4 separate regions of the Homo sapiens genome follow, and regions 1, 2 and 4 are each linked to region 3. The links are chromatin contacts, found by Hi-C or POLR2A ChIA-PET in ENCODE. All regions are on one chromosome and are shown on one strand. The core of a region is the stretch at or near the end of the contact, and the rest is flanking DNA. Distances in the headings are between cores, read along the strand shown.

Region 1 (4,925 bases), core at 432-2,931, 880 kb before region 3:
AAGCAATTCTCCTGCCTCAGCCTCCCGAGTAGCTGGGACTACAGACTCGCACCACCACGCCCAGCTAATTTTTGTGTTTTAGTAGAGACGGGGTTTCACCATGTTGGCCAGGATGGTCTCTATCTCTTGACCTGTGATCCGCCCACCTCGGCCTCCCAAAGTGCTCGGATTACAGGCGTGAGCCACCACGCCCGTCCTAAAGTCTTTTTTCCAATTCACTTTCACGTCCTTGTCCCTTTGTGGTAGGAGAGGGGCTTGGTTGAGGCACAGCTTCCCAAAGGGCAATGGGTCAGTGCATCACACGTGCAAAGCCTGGCTGCCCTCTGCTTTTTCCCTGGTGCTGCCTGAGGTCTGGGTTCCTGCTGCAGGCACCCTACACTGCTGTTCCGTTACGTTCTGCTTCACAGTATAGCTTCCCATTCCCTGTAACAAAGGTGGTTTTTGCTGTATTAAAACATAGTAATTGATGGCTGGGCGCAGTGGCTCATGCCTGTAATCCCAGCACTTTGGGAGGCCGAGGCGGATGGATCACCTGAGGTTGGGAGTTTGAGACCAGCCTGGCCAACATAGTAACTCCGTCTCTACTAAAAATACAAAAATTAGCCTGGCATGGTGGCGGGCGCCTGTAATCCCAGCTACCACGGAGGCTGAGGCATGAGAACTGTTTGAACCTGGGAGGCAGAGGTTGCAGTGAGCAGCAATCACGCCACTGCACTCCAGCCTGGGCGACAGAGCGAGACTGTCTCAAAAAAAAAAATAGTAATGGCTCGTTTTTTTTCCCTTAAATTTCCTTTTTTTTTTTTTTTTTTTTTTTTGAGACGGAGTTTTGCTCTTGTGGCCCAGGCTGGAGTGCAATGGCGCGATCTCGGCTAACTGCAATCTCCACCTCCTAGGTTCAAGCGATTCTCCTGCCTTAGCCTTCCCAAGTAGCTGGGATTACAGGCCTGCGCCACCAAGCCCGGCTAATGTTGTATTTTTAAGAGAGATGGGATTTCTCCGTGTGGGTCAGGCTGGTCTCGAATTCCTGACCTCAGGTGATCCGCCCCCCCCTCCCCGGCCTCCCAAAGTGCTGGGATTACAGGCGTGAGCCACCGCGCCCGGCCTCCCTTAAATTTCTATATTGAGTTTTATTAGTAACTGTTTTCCATTTTGCTTTCCCCACGTCTGGGTTAGGCATTCCTCCCACTCAGCTCTCCAAGTACGGTAACCTAGGGCATGTGAACATCGGCGCCATTCAGGAGCCCCTCGCCTTTATCCTGCCAAAGAGAGAGACGCTTTTCACCCTGGATGACCAGGCGCTGGGGCCCGAGCTCACAGCTCCAGCACCAGAGCCTCCCGCCGAGGAGCCACGCCTGGAGCCCGCGGGCCCAGCCTGCCCGGAGGGAGGGCGAGCGGAGACGCAGGCCGAACCGCCCAGCGTGGGGCCCTAGCCGGCGTCCCCTGCCTCCAGAACGCGGTGCGTGAGGTTCCCGGCGCGGGGTGGCCAGGACTGCCTCGCCCTGGAAGGTCCGGGGCGGGTTCGGGAGGCGGGAAGGCGCTCCCGGGAGGAGAGCGGAAGGGGGCGGTGCTCACTGCCAGTCTAAGCAGGAAGGCGGGGATCCAGTCGCGGCTTCGCTGTGTGCTGGCCGACGGCGCTTCCCGGCGTGCCCCGCGCTGCGGCCGGAAGGGGCGGGCCGGGTCACTGTTAAGGGGGCCGCCATGGCCCGGCTGTGGGGCGCGCTGAGTCTTTGGCCACTGTGGGCGGCCGTGCCGTGGGGCGGGGCGGCAGCCGTCGGTGTCCGGGCTTGCAGCTCCACGGCCGCCCCGGACGGCGTCGAGGGCCCGGCGCTGCGGCGCTCCTATTGGCGCCACCTGAGGCGTCTGGTGCTGGGTCCTCCCGAACCGCCGTTCTCGCACGTGTGCCAAGTCGGGGACCCGGTGCTGCGCGGCGTGGCGGCCCCGGTGGAGCGGGCGCAGCTAGGCGGGCCCGAGCTGCAGCGGCTGACGCAACGGCTGGTCCAGGTGATGCGGCGGCGGCGCTGCGTGGGCCTAAGCGCGCCGCAGCTGGGGGTGCCGCGGCAGGTGCTGGCGCTGGAGCTCCCCGAGGCGCTGTGTCGGGAGTGCCCGCCCCGCCAGCGCGCGCTCCGCCAAATGGAGCCCTTCCCCCTGCGCGTGTTCGTGAACCCCAGCCTGCGAGTGCTTGACAGCCGCCTGGTCACCTTTCCCGAGGGCTGCGAGAGCGTCGCCGGCTTCCTGGCCTGCGTGCCCCGCTTCCAGGCGGTGCAGATCTCAGGTGCGGGCGGCGGGGACCGGGGCTGCTGGAGCAGCGCGCGCGTCTCTTCTGCCCGACTCCGCGAGAGCGCAGAAGTGGTCGCGGTTCATACGCCGGACCTCCCGCAGGAGCGAAGTGGGATGCGGGAGCGGAGAGGCCTCAGGACGGATAGAAGCTCCTGTGGGGTAGAGCCCGCTCAGATAGGACGCAGGGGCGAGGAGAGGTCCCCTAGTTCCGCTGTTACCTGACAGCCTGGCGTCTGCTTTCTGCTCCCTTGCTCTCTGAGGCAAACACGCTCTTCGGCCCCAGTTAGATCCGCCACGGTGGAGTTGGAGAAGTGGGGGTTAGCCCCCGCCAGCCTGACCCAGCCCAGGGGGCTAGGCCATTCCCCCGTGGTACCACAGGATGCCTCGCGGAATGCGGGCTCTGCTGGGGTCGGGGTGATTGTTCCTGCACAGCAAGCCCGTCGGTTCAAGATGGTCAGAAAAACAAGTGGGGTCTCAAGCTGCAGAACCTCTGTTAGGAGTTGGGAGCCCACAGGTACCTCAGAAGTGGGAGGAGTGTTCGGAAGGGTCGCACCGTAGAAAGATGATTTCTCATCTCAGCTCTACAGTGAGCTCGATAACCTAATTACCAGAGTTGGGAACCAGGTTGAACGCTTGGTAATGGACCGAGATGAGGGACGTTTTCCAGTTAGAAGAGGAGCTGCTGTCTACATTTGCCATCTGCTGTTGCCTCTTGTCAATGGGAACAGCCAGGACCGGGGGCAGGGGTAGGGAGGTTGAGGATGATGCAGTTCAGCTGTTCCCACTCACCAGGGCTGTAACTTCCTTTGCAGGGCTGGACCCCAATGGAGAACAGGTGGTGTGGCAGGCGAGCGGGTGGGCAGCCCGCATCATCCAGCACGAGATGGACCACCTGCAGGGCTGCCTGTTTATTGACAAAATGGACAGCAGGACGTTCACAAACGTCTATTGGATGAAGGTGAATGACTAAAGCTTTGCTACTGGGGCTGAGGATTCCGGATACCAAGACGCAAACACTTTCACTTTGAGCTGGGCAAATCTTACTTGGCATCAACTTGGATGGCTCGCATATGACAGGAAACTGGATTGCCAAGGCATGGCAGACTGAGCTGGAGGAAGATGTCAGAAATGTTTGCCCTGAAATCAGTTACGGACAAAATGTTGGCTACAACTTGAGGAGAAAAATCACCCCCAAAGGAGTGGACATTTCCTAACAATTCTGTATGGAGGAAGGTGGGGTAATTGCATTCGTCTGCAGTAGACACGAGTTCCTCGGACCTGTATAATCTCCCAAAGCCAAGGTTTGGTAATAATGTAGTCCCCAAATACCTGAAAGCTGTCTTTAAAAATGCAGGTAAGCATGTGACTGGCCATTTGTGCCGAGTTCTTATTTTTACGGAGGGCTTGTGGCCTTAGACGCCAGTTTGCTTATGGAAATGAAAGAGAATAGTCCCTGTTCAAGGATGTGTTTCATGACAGCACGAGTGTAAATGAGTGCCCACACATTTTAACAGCCTTGGGCAGGATTTTGCTGCTGAGATCCCTAGAGCAGCTGGTTCTTGGCTCATTCTTGGGGTAGAGGCCGTGGATCAGGGCTGGGGGCAGGGGTGACAATTGAGAAGTGCACTGAGCCCTTTCCTGTTAACAATTGGGCATAGAAAGCAGGATTAGTACTTCCTGGTTATACACTTATTTTGTAAAAATAGAATTAATATCACAGCAACCAATGTGTAGGTTTAAGAAAGTGGCCAGGTGCAGTGGTTCACGCCTGTAATCCCAGCACTTTGGGAGGGCGGGGCGGGTGGATCACGAGGTCAGGAGCTCAAGACCAGCCTGGCCAAGATGGTGAAACCCTGTCTCTACTAAAGATACAAAAATTAGCCGGGCGTGGTGGCGAGCACCTGTAATCCCAGCTACTCGTGAAGCCAAGGCAGAGAATTACTTGAACCCAGGAGGCGGAGGTTACAGTGAGCTGAGATCACGCCACTGCACTCCATCCAGCCTGGGCGACAGAGCGAGACTCAAAAGTATGATTCTGGCTGTAGAGTTTTCTTTTTTTCTCTGTCTCAAAAAAAAAAAGTGTCAGCTTTGTCTTGTCAAGAGGTGAAGGAACTTGTTTTATTCTTTTATTTTTTTTTTAAGATAGAGACGGGGGTCTTACTATGTTGCCCAGGCTGGCCTCAAATTCCTGGTCTCAGGCAATCCTCCTGCCTCGGCCTCCCAAAGTGCTGGGATCAGTTGTGAGCCACACTACCCAGCCAAACTCCAGTTTTAGTTAAACTGTTTCACCTCATTTTTATGCTGAGTTTTGTAAAGTAGGTATTCTTGCTGAACAGAGTCCTGAAAATCAAACTATACAAGTAGTAGGAAGTCCATTAAGCTGTTTAGAGGAAAAAGTGTTATAAATGGCAGTTAAATGAACCCAGGAAAGACCCATCCTCCTTTGTGGCTTTCTCTGAGGCCCCATGAGGCCAAGCAGAAGCAAACTGGCTCTAGGTGCAGCCAGACTTTGAAAAGGAATCCCGGCCAGGCTTGGTGGCTCATGCCTGTAATCCCAGCACTTTGGGAGGTCAAGGCAGGCAGATCACCTGAGGTCAGGAGTTCAAGACCAGCCTGGCCAACATGGCGAAACACTGTTTCTACTAAAA
Region 2 (5,613 bases), core at 894-3,393, 860 kb before region 3:
TTATATAAAGTGGGTTTCTCTGTAGGCAAACCCACAGAGAAAAAAAGTAGATTAGCAGTGGTTGCCCAGGGCTGGGAGAGAGAGGGGTTGTGGGTGAGGGGTTTCTTTTGGAGGTGATGAAAATATTCTAAAAAGTGATTATGGTGATGGTCACACAACCATGAATATACTAAAAGCACTGAATTATACACTTTAAATGGGTGAGTTGCGCTGGGCACAGTGGCTCACATCTGTAATCCCAGCACTTTGGGCGGCCGAGGTGGGCAGATCACACTTGAAGTCAGGAGTTCGAAACCAGCCTGGCCAACATGGTGAAACCCCGTCTCTACTAAAAATACAAAAAAATATTAGCTGGGTGTGATGGGAGGTGCCTGTAATCCCAGCTACTTGGGAGGCTGAGGCAGGAGAATCACTTGAACCCAGGAGGCGGAGGCCGCAATGAGTTGAGATTGTGCCACTGCACTCCAGCCTGGGTGACAGAATGAGACTGTCTCAAAAAAAAAAATTAATAAAAACAAAAATATATAACGGGTGAGTTATATGGTAAGCACGCAAGTTATACCTTAATAAAGCTGTGTTTAGGCCAGACCCGTGGCTCACACCTGTAATCCCAGCACTCTGGGAGGCCGAAGTGGGCAGATCATCTGAGGTCGGGAGTTCGAGACCAGCCTGGCCAACACGGTGAAACCCGGTCTCTACTAAAAATACAAAAATTAGCCGGGCGTGGTTGCGGGTGCCCGTAATCCCAGCTACTCAGGAGGCTGAGGCAGGAGAATCGCTTGAACCTGAGAGGCAGAGGCTGCAGTGAGCCAAGATCACACCACTGCACTCCAGTCTGGGTGACAGAGTGAGACTCCATCTCAAAAAAATAAATAAATAAAATTTAAAAATAAATAAATACACCTGTGTTTGAAACTGAAAAACATTCTCGGTTCACGGGCCATAAAAAACCTGCCTGGGCAGACGGGATCTGCGGCTTCTGCTGGTGGTACGGTGGGATCTGGCTATGGACTCTTAATTCCTAACCTGGTACCCCAACTCATTCCATGTCTGCTCCTACTTCTGCCCTCCTCCACCTCCAGGTCTCTGAATGCTACTGGAACTCTGATGTCCCTTCTTCCATGAAGTCTTGCCTAACTCTCCCAGGCACTTTGTTGGCTGTCACTTAATGGACACCTACTATGTGCCAGACATACAAGAATGCTTTACCGTAATTATTCAATTTAAAGCTATCATCACAACAACCTAGAGGGCATTACCCCATTTTACAGACCAGGAAACTCGAGACCCGAAGATGAAAAAAAAAAACTAGCCCAAGGTCACTTGCTGGTGAGTGGCAGAGCTGAGATTCAAACCCCGGAATGAGGCCTGAGCATGTTGATCTCTTCTGGCCCCGCAGGACTGACAGCACCTAGAGGGTGGGTCAGTTGTTCACCCAGGTGGCGCCATCCCAGCACCACCCTGCAGGATCTAGGGAATGAATGAAGGGTCGCTGGCCGAGAAGAGGAAGTCGAAGATTGGGGAAGGGGCCGGGGCTTGTTCGAAGTGAGGTCGAGGGACTTCCAGGACCCGGGACAGGAGAGGAGGGAGCGAGACAGGAGAGGAGGGAGCGAGCATCGCTGTCTGAACGCCCAGCCGGACCCCGGGCCGAGCTTCCTGAGGGTGCCTGTGCGGCTCGGGTGAGGCTGATCCCCACGGCGGTACCGGGGCGCCGGCTACACGAAGCGGCCCTGGGGCTGGGCCAGCCGGGCAGGGCCGGAAGGCCTGAGGGTGGAGATGCCACCCGGCTCCGAGCGCGTGGAAACAGACACGGGCGGAAGCGGCGAGGGGGCGGCCGGAGCGGGGTCGCGAGGCCGGGGCTGGGAGGCGCCCACCTGACCACCCGCCCGCCGCCCGGCTCTGCGGCCCGCAGGCCCCGCTGCCTTCGGCCTCCGAAGTCGGGCCGGGCCGCACGAAGTACCTGGAGGGTTGACGTTGTCATTTCATCTCCTGGGTCCGCCCCACACCCCGCGGCGCTGCTTGCGGCCTCGGTCCGGCCCCGGGGAGCCGAGGTACTGGGTCCGGCGCGGGAAGCCCGGCGGTGGGCGCTGAGCGCGGTGCGCGGGCAGGGCGGCCGCTCGCAGCGGGAGCCGAGTCCGAGGGCAAGCGAGGAGCGCAGCCCAGAGCGGTCGGGCCCGAGCCGAGCGGCTGCCCCCTAGCGTCCACGGCTCGCACTGCAGGCACCTCTCCCTGCCTCGGCGAAGGCAGGGGGCGGTTCGAGAGGCAGGACTGACTGGGGACGAGGAGGTGGGACTAGGGCGAGACGGACAGGGGGCGGGGACGGGGTGGGTGGGACAAGGCCGGGGCGGGGCCTGGCGGGACGTACATTCTCGGGGCGGGGCCAGGGGCGGAGCGGGGTAGAATCCGGAAATCCTGACCTCGCTTGGAATAACAGCGCCCATTGAGCAGTTTTATTCTCACAATAAAACGAACTTATCAGAGCGTTGGTTTCTCCATGTTTAATATCGCACGATCATAATTAGTACCTGCCTTGTCTGGCTTTTGTGGGGAATAAATGAGCTAGCTAATGTAAACAGAGTGTGCCCCACACTGGGGCTCAATCCCTGGTGGGATGCCGCTGACTGTTCAAAGCCAGTTTTGTTTTGCTTGGATTGATTGACTGATTGATTGATACGGAGTCTTGCTCTGTCGCCTAGGCTGGAGTGCAGTGGCATGATCTCGGCTCATTGCGACCTCCGCCTCCCGGGTTCAAGCGATTCTCCTGCTTCAGCCTCCCGAGTAGCTGGGATTACAGGCATGCACACCTACTGTGTGCAGCGTTGTGTGCTAGTTTCTGGGGATACAATGATCAAAGCAGTTCTAGGGCTGGGTGTACTGGCCCACGCCTGTAATTCCAGCACTTTGGGAGGCCAAGGCAGGAGGATTGCTTGAGCCGAGGATCAAGACCAGCTTGGGCAACATAGTAAGACCTCGTCGCTAAATTAAGAAACAAAACAAAACAAACAAACAAAAAAACGCACCAGAGGCAAGTGATCCATTTGTCCACAAGTCTATCCTGTGAGAGAAAAAAAATGGAGGGCAAAAAACATCCAAGTTGAGGCTGGGTATGGGGGCTCATGCCTGTAATCCCAACACTTTGGGAAGCCGAGGCAGGCCGATTGCTTGGGCCGAGGAATTCGAGAACAGCCTCGGCAACAGGTGAACCCCCATCGCTACAAAAAATAAAAAACGTATCTGGGCATGGTGGCGCACACCTGTAGTCCCAGCTACTCCGTAAGCTGAGTTGGGAGAATTGCTGGAGCCTGGGAGGTCGAGGCTGTAGTGAGCCGTGACCAGGCCATTGTACTCCACCCTGGGAAATGAAGCAAGACCCTGCCTCCAAAAAAAAAAAAAAAAAAAAAAAAAAAAAAAAAAAAAAAAAACCAAAAAATTGGCACACCTTAATCTCTCTTCACAAAATGCTAATTAAATACAAAGGAGAGGCCGGGCGCGGTGGCTCACGCCTATAATCCCAGTACTTTGGGAGGCCGAGGCAGGTGGATCACTTGAGGTCAGGAGTTCAAGACCAGCCTGGCCAACATGGTGAAACCCTGTCTCTACTAAAAATACAAAATATTCGCCGGCCATGGTGGTGGGCACCTGTAATCCCAGCTACTTGGGAGGCTGAGACAGGAGAATCGCTTGAACCTGGGAGGCGGAGGTTGCAGTGAGCCAAGACCACGCCATTGCACTCCAGCCTGGGCGACAAGAGCGGAACTCCATCTCTAAATAAATAAATAAATACAAAGGAGAAAACAATGAGGACATTAGCTTGACTACGCGACCGAAGGGAACACCCCTGGTGGTGGGATGCGTGGCCCTCGTGTGTCTCTCCACATGATACCCTGAAGAGAGCATGGCATCGTGGCATCTCTGCCAAGAGTGTGTGACACAGCCTGGTTGTGAGGCAACACCGAATAGAGCCAGCTGGAGAGCTGTGCTGAACAATCAAAGCCTTGTGCTGAGACTCAGGCACATGCGAATTAGAGTAAGGCCGAGGAACATTCCAGACTGAAGAACTGAGACACGACGACAAAAGGCAAGAAAGTGGTATTGGCCAGGATCCAAGGCCAGAGAGGAAAACAGGACATGGCCGGGATGGCTGGCATCATTTGAATGGGGTCTATGGAATGAGTGGTGGTGTGCCAATGTTGATTTCTTGATTAGGAGGACTTTATGGTGGCAATGCAAGGACTGTCCTTATGTTTTGGAGGTCCTCACTAGAGAATTTAAGGGTGCTAGAGAATCATATTAGAGAAAGACAAGGTAATGGAATAAATATGGCAAAATGTTAACAACTGGAAGGTTTGGGTGAAGAAGATTTGTATTGTTTTTGTAACTTTCCTGTAGGTTCAAAACTATTTCAGCATTTTAAAAATTGGAAAAAAAAAACAACCCACGTGACTAAAGCAACTTTTTTATTTACAGTATAAAGGTTACAAAGGTATATATGTATTTATATATATAATACCCTTAAGTTACACATTTTCATTGTAATGTACAATGCTGTATGTTGATGTGCTACTCAAGGGGAAGTGTTGTTTATGCATCTATATTTATAGAGTATACATAAAGCTTTTTAAAATTAGGAACACAAATACTGCCCTGTTTTACGCGTTGGGTTTTTGATTTGGTATCCAGAAGATCTGAGACTTAAATTTCAAACAAGACTTAAAAAGAAGGCTTGTTTAAATACAGGGTTCTAAAAAGAAGGAAAAAACCCAGAACATCACATACTTTTAATTATTTGTAAAAGCATTATTCTAGTTTTCTAAGTCTTTATACTTAAAAATGAAAGCAGTGTGGAAAAGAATCCACATAAGCAGGTATCATCAGAGTTTGCACAGATTAGCCAAAACAGGCCTTCAATAGGTAGTGGTTTTCTACATTATCTTCCAAAAGACCTCAGGTTTGGTACCAAAAAGGACAGATTTTTCTGGGCACCAAGGTCTTATAATGCTGCACTCATCCAATGGATTGTAAACATAATACTGGAGTCGTATAGTGGAGGGAAAATTCTGAAACTTGTTCTTACGATAAGGGCAGATTTGCGACAAAGTGAGAATATCATCGAGAATGATGATCATGCCAAACCTGAAACTTAATTGACATCATCATTTCCTCTCCCCCCAATTCTATTAATTCACAAATCGAGGTGAAAAGACACAACTGACACCCGCTTTAACAGGACCCAGATAGAAGGAAAGACATTTCTTCCAACCTAGGAGGAACACACATTTACAATACTTATGTGCTGGTTTTAATAGTATACAATCATTAGCACCTGATTGTCAAAGGGTAGGTTTAAAGAACAAGACACTGAAGGCATGACCTAATTTTTGTGCACAACTCCAAGATACTTGAAAACCAAGGGGAGGGCACCCATGTGATTCGGTTTCCTGTGCCATTCCAATCACTGATAGCTCAGGTACTTTCTGGGCAATGACCAAGGATGTTGCCTGAAAAGCTAACCCTAGAGATAAATGGAAGGCAAGCTGGATAGAAAGGGACTGTTATTGTGTGAAAATTATGGAAAACATTCAGTCAGCCTTATTTTCTTTAGGTGCCCTTTTC
Region 3 (5,499 bases), core at 2,932-5,431:
CTCCTGGCCATTCTCCAAGCAGCCCCTAGACCTTTTCAAAATGCACATCTCCCTAAAAACCTTCATTAGCTTTAGAATAAAATTATATTCTCAGCCTAGAATACCAAGCTCTTCAGGACCCAGCCCTGGTCAATCACTCTAACCCCTCAGTGTCTGAGATTCAGCATTCTAGTTAATCTCCTCTTTACTTACTGAGAAGACCCATGGAACTTCACTGAGATCTTTTCTTCCCCAAGAAGAAGGGAGAAGGCCAGCACTGTGTTCCCCTGGAATCTTTCACTACTCTAGCTTCGAAGTATTTAGAATTCCATTCATTCCTTTAGGGTTCTGTGCCCTAAAACCACCCCTTAAAAATGACAAAACAAATATATTGAGCATTTTCTCATATGAGTCAGGCCTTTTATCACATTTAACCCTCACAATTCTGAAGAACACATTTTAATTTCACAAATGAGAAAACTGAGACCCAGAACAATTAAATATTAAATAACCTAATCAAAGTCATACAATTAGTAAGAGAGAGAAAGGGGATTCAAACTCAGATTACCCAAGAAATTATCTCCTGTTTATTCATGGTCAAACCAATTTCTGGTAATCCAAGAAGAATAATGTGAAAACAGACTAACATTTGGTAAGTGCTTAATATTTATAAAGTACTTTACATAAGGAATCTCATTTATCCCTTATGACATTTTCAAATAAACAGACTGCAAATCCAAGGAGGTAGTTTAGGCAAGGTCACACAGCTAGTAAGTAGCTTTGAATTTCCCTACCTCCACCCTTAAAAAAAATTTCTTTTTTTTTAGAGACAGGTCTTGCTCTGTCACTCAGGCTACTAGAATGCAGTGGTGTGATTGATCATAGTTCACTGCAGCCTCAAACTCCTGGGCTCAAGCAACCCTCCCACCCCAACCTCCTGAGTAGCTGGGACTACAGGCATGCGCCACTGCACTGAGTTATTTTTTTTTTTTTTAATTTTTAGTACAGGCAGAGTCTCACTATGTAGCCCAAGCTGGTCTCAAATCCCTGGCCTCCAGCAATCCTCCTGCCTTGGCCTGTCAAACTGCTGAGATTACATGTGTGAGCCACTACACCCAGCCCCACCTCCAGCCTTATTAGCTGCTACCTAACACCAATAAACAGCATTTTACAACTGAAAAAACAGCTCCAGCCCAGGATCACACATCTAATCAGAGGCAAAGTCAGGATTAGGATCCAGGTTTCCTAACTCTACTTGGCTGTGCAGATGCTGTTATAGTCTCTGGGTGCTGCCAGAATTGTGGAACCCTGACTTTTTCCTATTTATAACAATTTGCCAAAACTGAAATTGGATTCCAGTGGTAGATGGATGGTGGTACACTACTTCTGAAGGGGTAAACGGACCTCCACAGGGTTTCAGCTCTGGCTTCAGGTGGACTTATTTGGTATCCCTCTGCAATACTCGGGTGATACTCTGCTGATGCCCACCTGGTGGCATGGTCCTCCCTGATCCACTTTTCCAACAGCCTCTGCTCTCACTGCATCCACTGAATGAGGCACTCTGCTTTAGCACACGTCCCATTTCCCCCTGCCTCCTTACCGTTTTCTCTTCAGTAATAAGACCCCATCTGTTCACCCAGCTCCAATTGCCTTCCCTGATGGTTTAGCCAGGATCAAAGCCCCTCTGCCATGCCTCTTAAAGTCCTGTTGGTTCTTCCCTAAATGCCATCTGTTTTACTCACTCCCCCACCCTAGCCTTCCCTTCCTGGATGTTACTAACTCAAGGATGACAGAGCTGCTTTCTCTCAGGCTCTGTCTCTTTGGTTTGAATTAGGTCCAGAGTAAAAGTCCCCTTGGTTATTTCCTTCTTGGCCATGAGTTAATTATTCCCATATATTAAGGCATTCTCCCCAGAGTGTATCAGCTGACATACACAAAAAAACATCTGGAGAAGGTGATAAAATGAAATGTGTAGATTAACTAGGCCATCTAGCCAACATCAGAATGTTTAGTGGAGAAATATTCAGGAAAGATGCTACCTAGCAAGGTGGGACATCACCAATGAGGCCTAAGATGCTGAGCAGAGGGTTGAAAGAAGAGCAGGAGGCCGGGCACAGTGGCTCACACCTGTAATGCCAGCACTTGGGGAGACCAAGGTGGGCCTAGGTGGCAGAGGCTGCAGTGAGCTGAGATCGCGCCATTGCACTCCAGCCATTGCACTCCAGGCAACAAGAGCGAAACTCCGTCGAAAAAAAAAAAAAAGAGAGAGAAAGAAAGAAAGAAAAAAGAAAGAGCAGGAATCTTAGGACATCTTTACTTCATAACTGACAGGGCAGAAGATCTTTCTCAGAAAAGGAGTGGGAGGTAGGGCATTTAGGCACAGAAACGAGTAGGGCCAACAGCTAGAAATAGCGGAACATGAAGAACTGATGACATTTCAGGGAGAACTGACAGGAATAATAGGCATGGGTCTATCAATCTCTAGCATCATAGGATTAAAAGGGTACTCAAAGCATTCAGGTAAAATCCCAACCCACTGTACAAATGAAATAAACATTTCTTCAAGGGGGCGGCATGCCTCTAACTGAACACCTCCAGCAATGAGAAATGCCCAACTTTAGGAAATCAGAGTTTTGGAGGTGTATGTGAATGAGGTTCCTTTATTTTCTTTTTTTTAATTTTATTCTTTTTCTCTTTTTTTTTTTTTTTTTTTGAGACAGGGTCTCACTCTGTTGTCCAGGCTGGAGTGTAGTGGTGCAATCTCGACTCACTGCAACCTCCACCTCCCGGGGTTCAAGCGATTCTCCCGCCTCAGCCTCCTGAATAGCTGGGATTACAGGCACGTGCCACCACGCCCAGCTAATTTTTGTATTTTTAGTAGAGACTGGGTTTCACCATTTTGGTCAGACTTGTCTCGAACTCCTGACCTAGTGATCCACCTGCCTCGGCCTCCCAAAGTTCTGGGATTACAGGCGTGAGCCACCACGCCCGGCCCAATTCATTTTCAATTCAACAAATATCTATATTTATATCTCAATAGCTAGTGAGTGCCTACTACGTGCCAGATACTAGACACTGGACTGTAAGTATGAATAATATAGACATGGCCCCTCCCCTGTGGATCTTATAATGAGGAAGACGAGCACATAAACATGCAAGTAGAACAGGGGAAGTAGAGGGTGCTGCTCAAACACAGGGTGGGGCACTCAACAGACAGCCCAGCATCTAGATGTCTTCACAAAACAGGCAATGTCTAGGCTGGGGCTTGCCGACGAGTTAGCTGAGGGCAGGGTGGAGAGGCCCAAGGGAGTAGGAGGCTTCCCAGCTTCCAAAGAAGTTAAGAGTGTTGCAAAAAAGTGGAGTCCAGATCTTGAAGGGGAGAGTGGGCTTAGGTCCGGGGGCATGTGAAGCGCCCTCCGTCTGCTGCGCTGGGGGAGATGCTGCGGTATCCTGGAGTGGTGTGAAGGAGGCCAGGACCTGCGATGGGAAGACGGAGACGGGAAGGCCCTGGTGGCCCAAGGGATGACCAAAAGTGAAGCGCTCCTCTATGACAAGATTGAGACAAAAATAAAGGAATAAAGTTCTGAATGCGGTGGGAGAGTCTCCTCCGTCCTCCCTCACCTTTGCTGGGCAGGAACCAAACCTGCTTGCCCTCGGTTTGCCCCATCACCGACGGGTGTGGTCGGGGGCACAGCTCTTCGCCCTTCTTCTCAGATAGGAAAACTGAGGCCCAGGGTCCTGAGGCAGAAATCAAGGTTTTCTCCTCGAAATGGCCTCCCAAGAGGCTGCCCGGGGTCTCACACGATCCTTCGAGGGTCCTGCGGCCTGCCCCACGCCTCCGCCAGCCATCCTCGGCTGGTCGTCTTTGCTATGGAAACGGTCCTCCCGCCCTGCTCCGCGCCTCCGTGTCTTCAGTGCACTCTGGGAAATGCAGTCCCGCTCTGTTTGCCTACCCGCGGCGTGAGCCCACTCCGCGTCCTTAAAGAACTATAAGTCCCAGAAGGCTGTGCGAAACTCCGCCGGTCTCTGGGGGATGTGGTCTTGAAGGAGAGACCCAGGAACCTGCGGGCGGGGCCGGAGGGAGAGGGGAGGACGCCCCCAATGGGCAGACTCCTGGGCGGGGTCCGGGTCACCATTGGCTCCGGCGGCGCGAGGGAGGCGGGGTCAGAGGAATGAAGCGCGGAGCTGTTCGCCGCTCCAGGTGCTGAGTCTGAGGGAGGCTCCGGACCCGAGAGCCGCGAGAGCCGCCGCCGCTGCGGCCGCCGCCAGATCTGCGGCCGGGAGCCCGGGCTGTGAGGAGCCGGGAGGAGCGGGGTGCGCTGCCGGGCGCTGACCGCCCTCCCGCCCGCCGTCAGAGGTCAGTGCTGCTGAATTCGCTTTTGTTTTCTTGGGGAGCGGGCGAACCGAGGCGTGAGGGGCTGGGGAGTTGACGGGACGTGTTCTCGTTGCTCTCAGGACCGCGGGTCCCGGACAGCCGCCGACTGACTAGGGGCCTCCCGTGGCCGGGCGCCGGAGGTCGGAGCAGCTTGGGTTAGTTTTCGTTTTATCATGGAGAAGGCTCTTGGGTATGAGGGGCGAGGGCTGGGGGTCACCCCCACCCCCCATCTCTCCTGGGAGAGCGAGGAGGCTTGGACCCTCCCTCCCGCTGTGCCTGGCGACGGGGCTGCTCGGATTACTCAGGACGGGAGGATGAGGTGTTGTGGGATGAAGGGACTCGAGGCAGGGGGACCCCTCCCCGCAACACTTCGGCTGCTCGAGGTTACAAAGGAGTCTGGTGGTGATGGATGAGATCGCGGACCGCTCCCCTAGCCCAGACCCTCCCAGGGGTATTCAGGAAGGGCTGCTTGGGATGCAGGGAAGACCCTTGCCCAGGCCCCTTCCTCCACACTCGCCCCCCTCCCTATTCCCCCCTCCTCCCTTGGCCCTAGGGTTTTGTAAAGAGGAGGATCGAGGATGTGGAAGAGACAGAGGACTCTTACCCCTCCCACTTGGACCCTCCTAGGTTACTGGTGAAGGGTGGAATTGGAATGTGGCAGGGAAACGCTGGGAGACCCCTCCCCATCCTTCTCGGAGTCGCGGGTGGAGGAAAGCACTGACACTCGGAATCCCCCGCGCTCGGGCCCGCGCCGAGGGTTGGGTGGCCTGGGTGTGAGAGGTAGTGTAGGGGGATGTACGAGGACAGGAGGGACCCCTCCCCACCTCTCCCCACCTGGGCCTTATCTCCCAGGCCCTCCCTACCTGGATCCAGGCCTGGGGCTCTAAGTCGAGACGACCCGCCCTAGCCCACCACGCCCCGGGGACCGAGCCTCTGGCACCGCAGCTGGGGGCCAATCCCAGATGGGCATGTACAGAGCGGGACGGGGCGGGTCTCCCCTCAAGCACTCAAGAGCTCCAGGTAGACGCTACCCCCAACCTCGTGCCCGCGAATCTTTGGGGGCTGCTCCGCTCCGATGCAGGGCGCACCCCAAACCGAGGCTCGGGGACCTGCTTCCAGGACGCGCGGTGGCTGTTCCAAGGCAT
Region 4 (5,321 bases), core at 1,592-4,091, 640 kb after region 3:
TGCAACCTCCACCTCCTGGGTTCTCCTGCCTCAGCCTCCCGAGTAGTTGGGACTACAGGTGCAAGCCACCACACCTGGCTAATTTTTGTATTTTTAGTAGAGACAAGGTTTTACCATGTTGGCCAGGATTGTCTCGATCTTTTGACCCCGTGATCCGCGCACCTTGGCCTCCCAAAGTGCTGGGATTACAGGCGTGAGCCACCACGCCCGGCCATTTTTTTTTTTTTAATAGACAGGGTCTTGCTTTGTTGCCCAGGCTACAAGGCACTAGTGTGATCACAGCTCACTACACCCTCTCGAACTTCTGGGTTCAAGTAATCCTCCTGCCTCAGCCTCCTGAGTAGCTGAAACTTTTATTATTATTATTATTATTATTTGTAGGGACAGGGTCTTACTATGTTTCCCAGGCTGGTCTTGAATTCCTTACCTCAAGTGATCCTCCCACCTTGGCCTCCCAAAGTATTGGGATTACAGGCATGAGCCATCATGACCAGCCCTGTGCTTCTTTCTTAAAATGAATGGGGATTCTCTTTCTGGGTCTGCTTCATATCCTTTTCATAGAGAATGGCAGTTTACTAAATTAATCCTGTGCTGGGTAACAATTCTCTTTCTCTCTCTCTCTTTTCTTTTTCCTTTTTTTTCTTTTTTCTTTTTTTGAGACGGAGTCTCACTCTGTCGCCCAGGCTAGAGTGCAGTGGCGTGATCTTGGCTCACTGCAACCTCTGCCCTCTGCCTCCCTGGTTCAAGCGATTCTCCTGCCTCAGCCTCCCAAGTAGCTGGGAATACAGGTGCCTGCCACCATGCCCGGCTAAATTTTTTTTTTTTTTGAGACGTAGTCTCGCTCTGTTGCCCAGGCTGGAGTGCAGTGGCAGGATCTCGGCTCACTGCAAGCTCTGCCTCCCAGGTTCATGCCATTCTCCTGCCTCAGCCTCCCGAGTAGCTGGGACTACAGGTGCCCACCCCCATGCCTGGCTAATTTTTTGTATTTTGTAGAGACCGGGTTTCACCACGTTAGCCAGGATGGTCTCGATCTCCTGACCTAGTGATCCCCCCGCCTCGGCCTCCCAAAGTGCTGGGATTATAGGCGTGAGCCACCGTGCCTGGCCTCTTAGGGGCTTTTGTAGGCTTTTCTCTGTCAAGGCAGCAGACCCTGAAGAGTTTAGGTGGGATTGGGTGGTGTTTTTTTTTTTTTCCCCCACTGGGAATGAGTAGAAGGGGGGACACTACATTCATTCAACACTTACTGGGTGCCTATTACATACAAGAGCTGTGTCAAGAGCTTCACATATTCTGCCTAAATGTTCCCAACAATGTTTGTGGGGTGGGCTGTATCATTCCCATGTTTGAGATATATAAGCTGAGGCCTGGAACTTGAAGGGCCCTGTCTGAAGTCCCAAAACTAGAAAACGATTTAGCCAAAATTTTTGTTTTAATCCGTATGTATGGCTCTCCAGGCTGATGGAGCTGGTCATATTTTGCAGTACCCAGAGGCTATACACCTGAGTACAGGCAGAAGCTACCCAGAGGATGATCTCTCCAGGCTTCTAAAGTATTTCTTTACTTGTTCAATGGTAATATTACTACTTTATACAGTTGTTGTGAGGATTAAATATGGTACGTAGGCCGGGTGTGGGGGTTCACGCTTGTAATCCCAGTTTGAGAGGTCGAAGTGGGAGGGTCGCTTGAGTCTAGGAGTTCGAAACCAGCCTGGGCAACGTGGTGAAACCTCGTCTCTACAAAAAACAAACGAACAAAGAAACACCCAAAAATTAGCCAAGCGTAGTGGCGCATGCCTGTAGTCCCAGCTACTCGGGAGGCTGAGGTAGAAGGATCGCTTGAGCCCGGGAGGTCGAGGCTGCAGTGAGCCGTAGTAGTGCCACTGCACTCCAGCCTGGGCGACAGAACGAGATCTTGTCTCAAAAATAAAATATTTAAAAATGTGGTATATAAAGCATTTGGCATATAGTACATTCAATACAAGCTGGTTGTTACTAGTAATGATAAAGTGCGCCTACCGTTTTGCTAGCACGTAACGTCTTCACTGGGCTAAATCAGCCCGATTCTAACCATTGACTCTGTGGTGCTGGAGCCCTAGATCAATGGTCAGAGGCCAGCAGGAGGTGCAGAGGTCCGGATCAAGTGCCATTTCCCTCTCTAGAAGTACTCAAACCCTCATCTCTGCCCTCATCCCTGCCAGCGCCTACCTCGACGCGGACGAGAAGCTGTGGTACCGCGACTGCTGGCAGGCCATGACCCACGGGCAGGCGGGCAATCAGCACCCGCGGCCTGGGAAGCTGTGGTAGCGTACAGCCGGTCGCCATGGCGACCAGGCCCCAGAGGCCCCCCCGCGGCGGGGGCGGAGTCAGGGATGCGCCACGCCCCCGAGCCTAGCGCCCGCGGGCTGGGAGTAGGACAAAGTAGCAAAGGTGGACTGGGACCCGGCAGCGGGTGCCCTGAGAGTCAACCACTACAGCCGATTTGACCCCAGGTACCAGAACTGAGGCAGGGGGATGAACAGAGGCCATGGGGAGGGAAGTGTGCTGAGAGGCCGGAGCCGCTTTGCCGGCGGGAATGGTAGTTTTCGGTGTCCCGACGTCTCGATGGGACAGGCTTATGGCTGAGGACGGTTATACTACATCTCCCAGAATTCTCTACCAGCCCGAGTTGCTCCGCCTCTCGAGAGCTCTGCATTGTGGGGTATGGAGTTCGAAATGTGGTAAGGCGTGTCAGTGTCCAAAGAGGGGTGCCGGACTCGGACTCGGTTTCCCTGCGGCCCAGGGAGGCTCACGGGCCATTGGCTGAGCGGGGCGGATCTGGTCCCGCTCCTCCCCGCCCCCAGTGACACAATAGTAGCTCCCTCCAAGATGGCGGCAGCGACGGCAGACCCGGGAGCTGGGAACCCGCAGCCTGGGGACTCCTCCGGCGGGGGCGCTGGGGGCGGGCTGCCGTCCCCTGGGGAGCAGGAGCTGAGCCGGCGCTTGCAGCGCCTGTATCCCGCGGTCAACCAGCAAGAGACTCCGCTGCCGCGCTCCTGGAGCCCCAAGGACAAATACAACTACATTGGTCTCTCCCAGGGCAACCTCCGCGTCCACTACAAAGGTATCGGCCCGTCAGGCTGGGGGGAATTAAGGCTAGAGCGTCCGTGGGGTGGCTCTGCTGCCAGGCCCCCGCCCTATCACCTCCCTTTCCCTGCCTAGGTGCTCCAAGTTAGGGCTTGGCCCTTTCAGGATGTCCAGGGTGGTGAGGCTGAACAGGCCGAGGGCTGACTGCCTGTTCTCTGTCCTGAGACACCTGCCGTCAAGAGAACCGCAACAGGTGTCCAAACCCAGTGCTGGGCCGGACCTTCCACTCCAGGGCCTCCGTGCTTATCCTAGGCTGGCGCCAACGGCAGCGGGACCTTTCGCCACTGCTTAGAAGAAAGGGGTGGTCACATACCTACCATTAGCGTGAGACTCATGGGCTTCCCCACCTGCCAGGCATCCTAGACTGAGCCTGGGGTTCCGTGCTAGAGTTTGGGGGGTGTCTTCCAGGTCGGCCTCATCCTTCTTCCCCTGGCCTCCCAGGTGGGCTGCCTGGATTCTAGAGAGGCTGCCAGCAGCACTTGAGTATCTCTCACATTGCCTCTACCCTTGTTTTGTTTGTATGGGCAGTGTCTCAGGCAGGACTGCTGTTCTCAGGAGGAGGTGAGGCAAAGGTGGAAGGTTTAAGTGTTTATTCAGTTGTCTAATGATTCCTCGGCCTGTGTAAGTGCGTCCTCTGGCCACAGAGGAGTGGAGTTGTCATGGAGGAGTTGCAGAGAAAAATGAGGCTTCCATTTGCATTTCCTTCTGCTGAAATTTCTTACTTGCCCTCTCCTGTTAGGTCATGGCAAAAATCACAAAGATGCGGCCTCAGTGCGTGCCACCCACCCCATACCTGCTGCCTGTGGCATTTATTACTTTGAAGTGAAGATTGTCAGCAAAGGAAGAGATGGGTAAGCCCTTCATGACCACCCTCTTTCCCTGATCATGGAGCTGATCCCTGTGGTCAGAGTTCAGGTCCTTTGGCTGGCACTTGTTGCTGATGTGAGCTGGGGAGCCGCATGGGTCTGGGCTGCCATTATTTCCTGACTGTGGGCATGGTCTGGTCTAAGCAGCAGATCTTGATGGCCAGTGGGTGTGTTGGGGGTAAAGCAGGGATTATTTTTAGTGATGATGTAATTTGATACCTAGAAGGTTAGGCAAACAAGTAACAAGTTTACTTTAAAAATTTAGTGTCCAGAATGGAGTTTCCCTCATGAGCATGTGGTGTTTTTGTGACTTCCTTCCTTTCACATTCTTGCTGTATTCATGAGGTTCTTTTTTATGGCATTTAGTCATGTGGAGGCCCTGGTAGCCTTCAAAGAGATAGTAGAGTCTTTGCAGCATTCATGAAAGCTTCTGTGGCCACCGGCCTGTCATCTCAGGGTAAACAGCATACACATGATCAGAATCAGGTGACCTTGCTGCTCATAAACTTGTTTTTCAGTCCAAGGACTTGAACACTACTAGTTGGATCAACTTTAGGAAGGTCCTCATTAAAGTCAGCATTAGGAGCCAGGCACGGTGGCTCACGCCTGTAATCCCAGCAATTTGGGAGGCTAAGATGGGCAGATCACCTGAGGTCAGGAGTTGGAGACTAGCCTGGCAAACATGCTGAAACCCTGTCTCTACTAAAAATACAAAAAAATTAACTGGCATACCTGTAATCCTATCACTTCAGAAGACCGAGGCGGGCGGATCACTTGAGATCAGGAGTTCAAGACCAGCCTGGCCAGCATGGTAAAACCCCATCTCTAAAAAAAAATTCAAAAATTAGCTGGGTGTGGTGGTGTGCACCTGTAATCCCAGCTACTTGGGAGGCTGAGGCATGAAAATCACTTGAACATGGGAGGTGGAGGTTGTAGTGAGCTGAGATTGCACCACTGCACTCTAGCCTGGGCAATAGAGTGAGACTCTGTCCCAAAACCAAACAAAAAAAAAAGTCAGCATTAGGGAGACTCCCTATTTTAGGATGATCCAAGCAGACACAGGAAATCATAGGGGAGATACTTAATTTTTTTTCTTTCTCCCAGTCTCCCTTTTTTTCCCAGTGATTGTGACGAAGCAGGTGTGTAAGTTATGAAGTAACATGACTGCAGCTACCTTGGAAAGGCTTTCCTCATCAGACTTTAGGTTTGGTGTCTGAAGTTTGCCAACCCCTCTGGTGACCATGCCAACGCTGAGGGTGTGTTCTCGAACATTCAGAACTTCTTTCTCCTAGGGACTGTCCCCTTTGTAGTGCATGCAAAATGCTTGGCCAAG

What was found. A loop is a pair of places that touch in the nucleus more often than their neighbours do. ChIA-PET counts read pairs that join two places held with the same protein, here RNA polymerase II (POLR2A). Pooled maps may share reads with other maps.
Region 1: a loop to region 3 is called in a pooled map, with 8 times the contacts of the local background. The contact joins the promoter of PDF here to the promoter of SMPD3 in region 3. A Hi-C loop is called at or near these places in 6 of 50 pooled maps.
Region 2: a loop to region 3 is called in a map of CD4-positive, alpha-beta T cell, with 6 times the contacts of the local background. The contact joins the promoter of VPS4A here to the promoter of SMPD3 in region 3. A Hi-C loop is called at or near these places in 1 of 168 maps with a recorded cell type or tissue (CD4-positive, alpha-beta T cell) and 8 of 50 pooled maps.
Region 4: a map of naive thymus-derived CD4-positive, alpha-beta T cell shows a loop between it and region 3 (5-fold over the local background). The contact joins the promoter of RANBP10 here to the promoter of SMPD3 in region 3. A Hi-C loop is called at or near these places in 2 of 168 maps with a recorded cell type or tissue (both naive thymus-derived CD4-positive, alpha-beta T cell) and 10 of 50 pooled maps. POLR2A ChIA-PET finds 5 or more read pairs at or near these places in 1 of 52 experiments (CD4-positive, alpha-beta T cell).

The regions. Positions count from the first base shown.
Region 1 is chr16:69,327,344-69,332,268 of GRCh38, reverse strand. PDF (peptide deformylase, mitochondrial) reads left to right here and starts at 1,681. Exons shown (of 2, transcript NM_022341.2): 1 at 1,681-2,272; 2 at 3,090-4,925. The coding sequence starts at 1,699. The coding sequence ends at 3,247. COG8 (component of oligomeric golgi complex 8) reads left to right here. Exons shown (of 6, transcript NM_032382.5): 5 at 1,174-1,456; 6 at 3,090-4,925. The coding sequence ends at 1,430. RefSeq lists enhancers at 372-1,019, 1,668-2,315 and silencers at 1,244-1,633, 1,664-2,043.
Region 2 is chr16:69,307,880-69,313,492 of GRCh38, reverse strand. It overlaps VPS4A (vacuolar protein sorting 4 homolog A), which reads right to left and starts at 2,143. Exons shown (of 11, transcript NM_013245.3): 1 at 1,961-2,143. The coding sequence starts at 1,981. SNTB2 (syntrophin beta 2) reads right to left here. Exons shown (of 7, transcript NM_006750.4): 7 at 4,441-5,613. RefSeq lists silencers at 1,679-2,228, 2,289-2,428 and enhancers at 1,371-2,320, 2,321-3,271.
Region 3 is chr16:68,447,190-68,452,688 of GRCh38, reverse strand. It overlaps SMPD3 (sphingomyelin phosphodiesterase 3), which reads left to right and starts at 4,181. Exons shown (of 9, transcript NM_018667.4): 1 at 4,181-4,336. LOC124903705 (a long non-coding RNA gene) reads right to left here and starts at 3,849. Exons shown (of 2, transcript XR_007065097.1): 1 at 3,623-3,849; 2 at 544-3,524. RefSeq lists an enhancer at 3,814-3,863 and a silencer at 3,964-4,483.
Region 4 is chr16:67,804,080-67,809,400 of GRCh38, reverse strand. It overlaps RANBP10 (RAN binding protein 10), which reads left to right and starts at 2,841. Exons shown (of 14, transcript NM_020850.3): 1 at 2,841-3,099; 2 at 3,862-3,973. The coding sequence starts at 2,865. TSNAXIP1 (translin associated factor X interacting protein 1) reads right to left here and starts at 2,512. Exons shown (of 16, transcript NM_001288990.3): 1 at 2,205-2,512. The coding sequence starts at 2,251. RefSeq lists silencers at 2,283-2,402, 2,903-3,122 and enhancers at 2,543-2,772, 2,478-3,097, 3,098-3,718.